3 separate regions of the Homo sapiens genome follow, and all the other regions are linked to region 2. Evidence: chromatin contacts called from ENCODE Hi-C or POLR2A ChIA-PET data. All regions are on one chromosome and are shown on one strand. The core of a region is the stretch at or near the end of the contact, and the rest is flanking DNA. Distances in the headings are between cores, read along the strand shown.

The links. A loop is a pair of places that touch in the nucleus more often than their neighbours do. ChIA-PET counts read pairs that join two places held with the same protein, here RNA polymerase II (POLR2A). Pooled maps may share reads with other maps.
Region 1: a pooled map shows a loop between it and region 2 (3-fold over the local background). The contact joins two enhancer-like sites. A Hi-C loop is called at or near these places in 5 of 37 single-sample maps with no recorded cell type and 7 of 50 pooled maps. POLR2A ChIA-PET finds 5 or more read pairs at or near these places in 2 of 52 experiments (A673 and activated B cell).
Region 3: a loop to region 2 is called in a pooled map, with 2.1 times the contacts of the local background. The contact joins two enhancer-like sites. A Hi-C loop is called at or near these places in 1 of 168 maps with a recorded cell type or tissue (GM12878), 2 of 37 single-sample maps with no recorded cell type and 4 of 50 pooled maps. POLR2A ChIA-PET finds 5 or more read pairs at or near these places in 1 of 52 experiments (WTC11).

The regions. Positions count from the first base shown.
Region 1 is chr12:116,059,454-116,062,267 of GRCh38, reverse strand. All of the region lies in intron 4 of MED13L (mediator complex subunit 13L), which reads left to right. Among named protein-coding and RNA genes, the nearest start is that of MIR620, 88 kb to the left of the region's middle. Within about 2 kb of position 1,392, at least 7 of the 41 ENCODE cell types and tissues checked have a DNase peak (open chromatin) inside an H3K27ac peak, as active enhancers do.
Region 2 is chr12:116,323,851-116,326,811 of GRCh38, reverse strand. No RefSeq gene overlaps it. Among named protein-coding and RNA genes, the nearest start is that of MED13L, 48 kb to the right of the region's middle. RefSeq lists enhancers at 1,307-1,366, 1,437-1,516, 2,576-2,785. Within about 2 kb of position 1,416, at least 6 of the 41 ENCODE cell types and tissues checked have a DNase peak (open chromatin) inside an H3K27ac peak, as active enhancers do.
Region 3 is chr12:116,696,682-116,699,495 of GRCh38, reverse strand. LINC03088 (long intergenic non-protein coding RNA 3088) reads right to left here. Exons shown (of 2, transcript XR_007063473.1): 2 at 1,317-1,641. Among named protein-coding and RNA genes, the nearest start is that of LINC03088, 37 kb to the right of the region's middle. Within about 2 kb of position 1,520, at least 4 of the 41 ENCODE cell types and tissues checked have a DNase peak (open chromatin) inside an H3K27ac peak, as active enhancers do.

The sequences.
Region 1 (2,814 bases), core at 143-2,642, 260 kb after region 2:
GGTGGAAGGATCACTTGAGCCTGGGAGGTGGAGGTTGCAGTGAGCTGAGATTGCTCCACTGCACTCCAGCCTGGGTGTCAGAGCAAAATCCCATCTCAAAAAAACAAAAAACTGCACTACAGGCATGCACCACCATACCCAGAAAAAAGAAAATCAATAGAAGAGAATTGATTCAAGGTATTAATGTTAGCATGTGACTGTAATAGTTCATAATTTGGATTTCGGATAGAATTTTCCTTCCTTTTTTTTTTTTTTTTTTCGATGTGGAGTCTTGCTCTGTCTCCCAGGCTGGAGTGCAGCGGTGTGATCTCGGCTCACTGCAAGCTCTGCCTCCCGGGTTCACGCCATTCTCCTGCCTCAGCCTCCTGAGTAGCTGGGACTACAGGTGCCCGCCACCATGCCTGGCTAATTTTTTGTATTTTTAAGTAGAGATGTGGTTTCACTGTGTTAGCCAGGATGGTCTCGATCTCCTGACCTCATGATCAGCCTGCCTCGGCCTCCCAAAGTGCTGAGATTACAGGCGTGAGCCACTACGCCTGGCCTTGAATTTTCCTTTCTGATATGTTTTGTAACATGCTTATTTGAACTGTAAAATTTAAAATCTATTCCCAAACTCACATTAGGTAATTTGGGATGCGCATTGATGAAGGGATGATTTCATTCTGATTTGTGGTGGAGACTGTACTTAATTTTAGTAACTATCATGTCCTGAAGGTTATCACTTATTTTATCTTATTTTATGTTTATATATCTATGAGGTAGGCATTATTATCTTACTTTGTAGCATTGAAAACTGAAATACCGAGAAGTTAATTGACTTAAGGCAGCTTATAATAGGTAAGATGTAAACTCAGTTCTGCCTAATTGTATAACCCTCTGACATTGCCTTTCCTAGTGTTGAGAAATTGAGAATTTATTGTATACCTTAAAAATAAAAGATACATATTATTTGTAACTACTCTATATTTAAAAATAAAAATGCATCTGGATTTAAATACAACAATTTTATAATATGGAATTAAAAAAAACAGTTAATGTTTAGCTGTGAAAATAAACGAGTCTCATGACTTAAAAAAGAAAGTTAAATCTTGTCCTCTACCCACCCAGTTGCTTTAAAATAACTTAGAATGTTCTCAGTTAAAGATGAGAAAAGTAATCTATAGTCTTACTAAGTTAGTTTCCTGAGACCTCATATAGAAGCATTTAACTTAATGATCAGCTTGTTTATTGGCATGAGTGGAGTCTCAGAGATGGGAGGAGAAGAAGGCAGGAGATAGAAAATAAAAGAAGACACATATGCCCACATGCCATCATCTTGAGCTTTCAGTTTCTCATTTTAAAGATGATGCCATGTATGTGTCATAACTTCCTTCTCATCTCATTGCTTTCACTTCCATTTATCTTTAGTGAATTAATTTAGCAAAAGTCAAAGCTCCGTAAAGCAAGTATCTCGTGTGTGTGTGTGCTTAAGATAATAGTTGAACCTAAAATTTCCTTCCACAATACAGTCTAACAATTGGCATACATACTGTTGCTCTTAACATCTGAGACCTTAAAATATTTCTCCAATTTTTAATACTGTTTTTAACCCAAAGTAGTACTTTCAGTTAATTGTAATGTGAAAAAAGTGTACAGAATCATTGTCTTTATATTGTCTTTTGCAAATTTTTAGTTTTTTTTTTTTTTTTCCCTTGGAGTCTTGCTCTGTCGCCCAGGCTGGAGAGTTCAGTGGCATGATCTCGGCTCACTACAACCTCCACCTCCTGGGTTCAAGCAATATTCCTGCCTCAGCCTCCCGAGTAGCTGGGACTACAGGCACCCGCCACAGTGCCCGGCTAATTTTTTGTATGTTAATAGAGACGGGGTTTTACCGTGTTGCCCAGGCTGGTCTCAAACTCCTGACCTCAAGTGATCTGCCTGCCTCAGCCTCCCAAAGTGATAGTATTACCGGCGTGAGTTACCACGCCCGGCCTGTTTTTGTGAATTTTTCAAAATTAACTTTTTTTTTTTAATTTGAGGCTTATTAGAAATGTGTCTAATTCGAATAGAGTGGCAACTACTTGAGACAGTTTTAATGATCCAGAGAATGCTCCAGGCCCACAGAATGATGAGAGTGTCCTGGGCAGTGTTTTGTGATCCCTCCAGGAGCAATCTTGCGCTTAGTTTGCATTCCTCTCACAGTGTACACAGTCCAGCAGTGAAACTGCATACTGCACCTCTAGTATTAGAGGGTTTTTTTGCCCTGCAGTGTAGAAAAGACAAAGATTTTCCAAGCGTTTTCTTTAAGGGGTTCTATATCACAGTGATTTGTTTTGTTTCTTGTATATTTCAGTTTGTATTATGTAAAAAGTAATAGTGTATACATCAGATTTAAATAATAATTTAAAGCCTTTTTCTCCGTGCCTCCTTTATGTTTTTTACTCTTAATCCATTTTTCTTTTCCATCATTCTTCAAATATTAATTAAATTTAATAATTTATCTAAAAGCATATGTATTTAAAAATATATTTAAAAGCATAAAATACTTTTACAGTGTAAAAGAATTATGTAGGGTGGGTGTGGTGGCTCACACCTGTAATCCCAACACTTCAGGAGGCTGAGGCAGGCGGATCACCTGAGGTCAGGAGTTCGAGACCAGCCTGGCCAGCCTGGTGAAACCCCGTCTCTATTAAAAACACAAAAATTAGCTGGGCATGGTGGCGGGCGTCTGTAATCCCAGCTACTTGGGAGACTGACTCAGGAGAATTGCTTGAACCCGGGAGGCGGAGGTTGCAGTGAGCCAAGATCACACCCACTGCACTCCTGCCAAGGTGG
Region 2 (2,961 bases), core at 167-2,666:
AAAATAATTTTGAATGACTGTTCATGATTAAATCAAACAGATTTGTTTTCCACTAGTAAACTGTAGTTCACCATTATTGAGTGCATGCTGTGCATATTTTCTATTGAAAAGCGCTCCAGCTTGGCATCAAATGGGCTCTAGCATTTATTAGCCTCAGGGTCTCCTCTGAAAAATGGGCAGGAATAGCACCTACCTGATAGTGTCAATGTAAGGATTCAGTAGGGTGGCTCGGCACCACAGGAAGTATTCAATATGGGCAATAATCACCATTGTCCTTGCAGAAGAAGCCTGGGCAGGAGAGAGATTTTTCTGTGCTGAAAAGACCTTTGTGACTGCTCTGAGCTCTTCAGGGAGACCAGTGGTGTCCAATTTAAAAGAGGGCTTATGGCCGGGTGCAGTGGTTCATGCCTGTAATCCCAGCACTTTGGGAGGCAAAGGCCGGTGGATCACTTGAAGTTAGGAGTTCAAGACCATCCTGACCAACATGGTGAAAGCCTGTCTCTACTAAAAATACAAAAATTAGCCAGGCATGGTGGCATATGCCTGTAATCCCAGCTACTTGGGAGGCTGAGGCATGAGAATTGCTTAAAACTAGGAAGTGGAGGTTGCAGTAAGCCGAGATGGTGCCATTGCACCCCAGCCTGGGCAACAGAGTGAGACTCCATCTCAAACACACACACACACACACACACACACACACACCCCAATAAAAGAGAGGTTAGATTGTCATGTCAGCACGTAAGGCAAAAATGAATGGGGTCAAATTACCCTTGAAAATTCTCTTCCCATAAAGTAGGGTGTATATGATATTGTTTATAACACATTCAGGTTAGAGAACCACTGAGTCAGACCACTGAAGGGAGTGAAAGATATGTTTACCTACAGCTGCCTGGGCATTGCAACCATTCTGTCTCTAAGGAAGTGAGTCTCAAGTAGGGGCAATTTTTGTCCCCTGGAGGACATTTGACAATGTCTTGAGACATTTTGATTGTCATTCCTAGAGCAAGGTATGCTGTTGGCGTCTAGTAGGTAGAGGCCAGCAATGCTGCTCAACATCGTGCAGTGTACAGGACAGCCCCCAAGAACAAATATCCAACCTGAATGCCAGTAGTGCTAAGGTTGAAAAGCTCTGCCTTACTATCAAGCCACACTTAGGAATGAGGGATGGGTAGAGTCTGCTAGGATGTTTCTGTTTGTCCTGGGGTTTAATTAGATGCCATATATAAAAGCCCTTAGCACAGGGCCTGGCACACAGTAGGTGCTTAATAAACATCTAATGGGTTTGAGGTTAAAGCTTGCTTGATGGGGCCTACTACATACACTCTGTTTTTGAAATGTGGTGGAGAAGAACTCACCACCTGCTTCCTGTCTTTCCAAGCAAAGCACTTTCTGTTTCACCCTGTTCACCAGTGATCGTTCTCATGGTGGCATCTTACATGAGAGGCTCTGAAGCCAGAACCAAAATCAGGTGTGATTCTACTGTATCACTAGTACCAAAACTTTCTTGTTTGTTTGTTTTTTGTTTTGTTTTTTAAGAGAAGGGTCTCACATCTGTCGCCCAGGCTGGAGTGCAGTGGTGTGATATTATGACTCACTGCAGTCTCAAACTCCTGGGCTCAAGAGATCCTCCTGTCTTAGCCTCCCAAGTGGCTAGGACTACAGGTACATGCCACTACACTCCACTAATTTTTTTTTAATTTTTGTAGAGATAAGTCTCGCTATGTTGCCCAGGCTGCTCTCTAACTCCTGGCTTCAAGTGATCCTCCAACCTTGGCTTCCCAAAGTGCTAGGATTACAGGTGTGAGCCACCATGCCCAGCCCTAGCGCAGAAACTTTCTAATTTGGATTCAAAACTAACAACTGTTCAGCTCTATATGGACAATCTTCTCTTGCACCACATGATTTCTGCAAAAGGAACTGTCACAAACAGAAACTCTACTTCCTCCTAACAGGCTGGATCTGAAATGGGAGTTCATGAGTCCAAGGCAAGGGAGTTGGAGGCTCGTTGGCCTGCATAGCCTAGAAAACTCTCAAGGCCCACAAAAGCAAGAAAATTGCTTTTAAATGAAAGAAAGATTTCCATTTCACTTCAACCCCTAATGCCTCACATAACTCTAACATCATTCCTGGTCCAACTGAAATATTTGAATCCAAATAGTCCTTAAGTCATTTGGACCCTATTCAAATGTGAATTCATCTCTTTAATCACTCTTCCTCTTATTTTTGAAATAAAGACTAATATTGAAAGTTAAGAGTCTATTTGTTAATTTTTTTTATTTAAGATTTTTTAATATAGGTTTGGTCACCATTGCTTTCTTCCCCATCATTCCTTTCTCATCATTGTCTTGAAGTTCCTAAACTTGTCTTTTTCTATTTTTAAAATTTCCCTTCATTTAAGTATTGTGGACAGCAGGCAGACTGAATAATGATGAATATGATTAATGTTCAGACTTAATAAGTCTTATGAAAAGACCTTTTTGTTCCAAGGGAAGGGATGTGATGTTTTGGCAGCATATAGTGTCACAGTGACAGAGTCAAATGTAGAGTAACCCAATGAAGGGACATAGCATGTCTTAGCCATACTTACCCTGAGAGGGAGTCACACATATAACAGCCTATTTAGATATGTCCAGAGAAGGGAAGGGATTTTCCCACAATGGCGTCTTTCTGTTTCACATCTGTCTTGGGAGCTTTCGTGAATTGAAATGCTGACTTGGTGTATCTGTATGAAATGGAGTGAGACACATTATCCTCAGAAGCACAGCACCTTCTCCTTGAAGTTCTCCTTCTACTAGAACAGCTATGATAGAAGAGAAGACTATACCAGGATCCAGGAATGGCAAATACACAGACCATCCACCACTCTCCATGGCCCTCCTCATGGCGGACATTACCAGTCAATCACAGCACCGTTCCCCTCCCCACATAGAGAACCCAGACTTGGAGTCACAATATTTGCCC
Region 3 (2,814 bases), core at 271-2,770, 370 kb before region 2:
GATTACAGACATGTGTCACCACGCCTGGCTAACTCTTATATTTTTAGTAGAGACGGGGTTTCACCATGTTGGCCAGGCTGGTCTCGAACTCCTGACCTCAGGTGATCCACCCGCCTCAGCCTCCCAAAGTGCTGGGATTACAGGTGTGAGCCACTGTGCCCGGCCTCTATTGGGTTTTGACATTGTCAAATTATCTTCTATACTGAGAGATTAAATTCAAATTCCCTTTCCTTGAATAACCTTTCTAATGGGCCGGGCATGGTGGCTCATGCCTGTAATCCCTGCACTTCGGGAGGCCGAGATGGGAGGATTGCTTGAGGCCAGGAGTTCATGATAAGCCTGGTTAACATAGAGAGGCCCTATCTCTATCTAAAGAAAAAAAATCCTTTCTACTGACCAGAGACACTTCTTTGGAGACCTTCATTTGGGGCCTAGACACTTAATAACAGTAATGACACCATGGGAAAAGAGCTGTCCAATCAACAACTGGGAATGGGGTAGTTTGGCCTGCAGAGCGGGAAAATCATAGGCAGATGCAACAGACCGCTGAATGCAGAGGTCTGCAAACTGTTTTCATAAAGGGCCAGACAGTAAAAATATTTCCAGCTTTCTAGGCCTTATACTTTCTCTAGCAGTCACTTAACCCTGCTGTTTTAGCTTGAGAGTAGCCAGAAACAATATGTAAACCAATGAGCATGGCTGTATTCCAATAAAACTTTAAAGAAAGGTCAAGGGCTGGATTTAGCCCTTGGGCCATAGTTTGCCAACCCCTGGCTTAGCAGACCAGCCTCAATTGCTCAAACTCCTTTCCCTGTGTTGTTCTTTATTTTAGAGGCTAAGTGCTAGAAAAGCTGGAATCTTCTTCTAAATGCTCCTAAATGCAGGTTGCAGAAAAACCATGAAAGGCCACCTTCAGAGAAGGACATTGACCAAGTAGAAGCAACAGGAATTTGGATTTCTATCCGTACAACAGATGCTCAGAAATGACAATTGTATGCTCTTCCCATTGTCCCTCAATGGAAGGCTGGGTGTTTTAATTAGCTAATGTTGGCAAATTGCTTTGAAGAAAATTGTAAAATGTTTCATCCTACAAGTGCCAAGAGTCTTAATTAGCTTTCCTTAAAGATACCACCTGGAAATGTGATATTGTGTTGCTTGAGGTCCAAGCGTGCAAGAATAACCTGCAGATGAAAAACCGGTTTTTAAGCAAACATCACCGAATAAATGGATCTCTGCATCGACGTCACATTTTCTTCCTCCGGCTGAATCTGATTCCCAGCAGCTGGGGTATTAAACCCCACAAATGGAGGTTGTGGTGGTGGTGGTGGTGGTTTTATTCTGCGAGAGCCTGGTGACAACGGGGGCATGAAACAAATTAACCCATCTATTTGTTGCCGCCGCCGTTGCCTTTAGGATTTTTAGCCTGTGCACTGGAGGCCCGGCTCTGGCGTGTCAAGGTTACAGAGAAGAGGAGGCTGGCAGCCACTCAATCATACAGCAGGGCTGGCTCTCAGATAACCCGGTCGGGGAGAGATGTGTGCATGCTCTGTCGCTCTTAACAGCTGGATAATGAATTTGCACTCCAACACTCTTGTTTCTTGTGGTGGCAGCCACGACAGCAGCAGCATCTGATCTGTGTCACTGTCAGAAGCAAGTGAGATGTAGTTAATATGGACCTTAGCCACTGAGATGCATTGATTTGGAATCTCTGGCCTCTGACAAAGTCCCCGCTAAGTTGGTGGGGCCAGGCCCCGTGTGAGAGGAGGTGGCAGGGTTTAGGGGGAATCAGGGGTCAGGATTCCTCAGTCTTGGCACTAGTGACATTCGGGGCTGGGTGACTGTGGTGGGGGCTGTCCTGGGCACTGCAGGACGTTCAGCAGCATCCCTGACCTCTCCACCCCCTAGATGCCGGTAGGAGCCAGCATCCCCAGCTATGACAACCCCGAATGTCTCCAGACATGGCCTAGTCTCCAGTGTCCTCTGGGGGGCACAATCGCCACTAGTTGAGAGCCACTGGCTTAGGGTTAGAAGCAGGGCTTGGAGTCCCTTTTGTCAAGGACACACCTGGAGCAGGGACCTCATGGAAAGTCAGCTCCAAGGTGGCTCTTGATTTCTGTCTCGCACCCTCAACTAATCCCTCAGCAAATCCCTTCTAGAAGCTACAGCCTGGATGGCGCAGTCTTTTTTTTTTTTTTTTTTTTTTTTTTGAGACAGAGTCTTGCTCTGTCATCCAGGCTGGAATGCAGTGGCATGATCTCGGCTCCCTGCTCCCTCCACCTCCCGGGTTCAAGTGATTCTCCTGCCTCAGCCTCCTGAGCAGCTGGGATTACAGGCACCTGCCACCACGCCCAGCTAATTTTTGTATTTTTAGTAGAGACAGGGTTTCAGAATGTTGGCCAGGCTGGTCTCGATCTCCTGACCTCAAGTGATTCGCCCGCCTTGGCCTCCCAAAGTGCTGGGATTACAGGCGTGAGCCATTGCGCCCGGTCCTGGATGACACATTCTGATCCAGACCACACCTTACCACCCTGGGGCTCCTCTTCCCCTTCCAGCCCCTACATTTCTTGCCTAGGTGACCCAGCATCCTCCCACCTAGTCCCCAGCTCCTCTCGGCTCCTCCTAGGCTGTTCTCCTTGCAGCAGCCAAAGGAACCCTTTGGAAGCTTAAGTGAGAGCATCTCTGGCCCTGCTGGGACCCCCAGGCTCCATCACACTTAGGCTGAAACCCCCAGATCTCTCCCTCGAGGCGTGCATGCTCCCACCTGCAGTGAGGGCGCCTCCTCCAACCCCATCCCCTCTGCCTGAGACCTTCCGT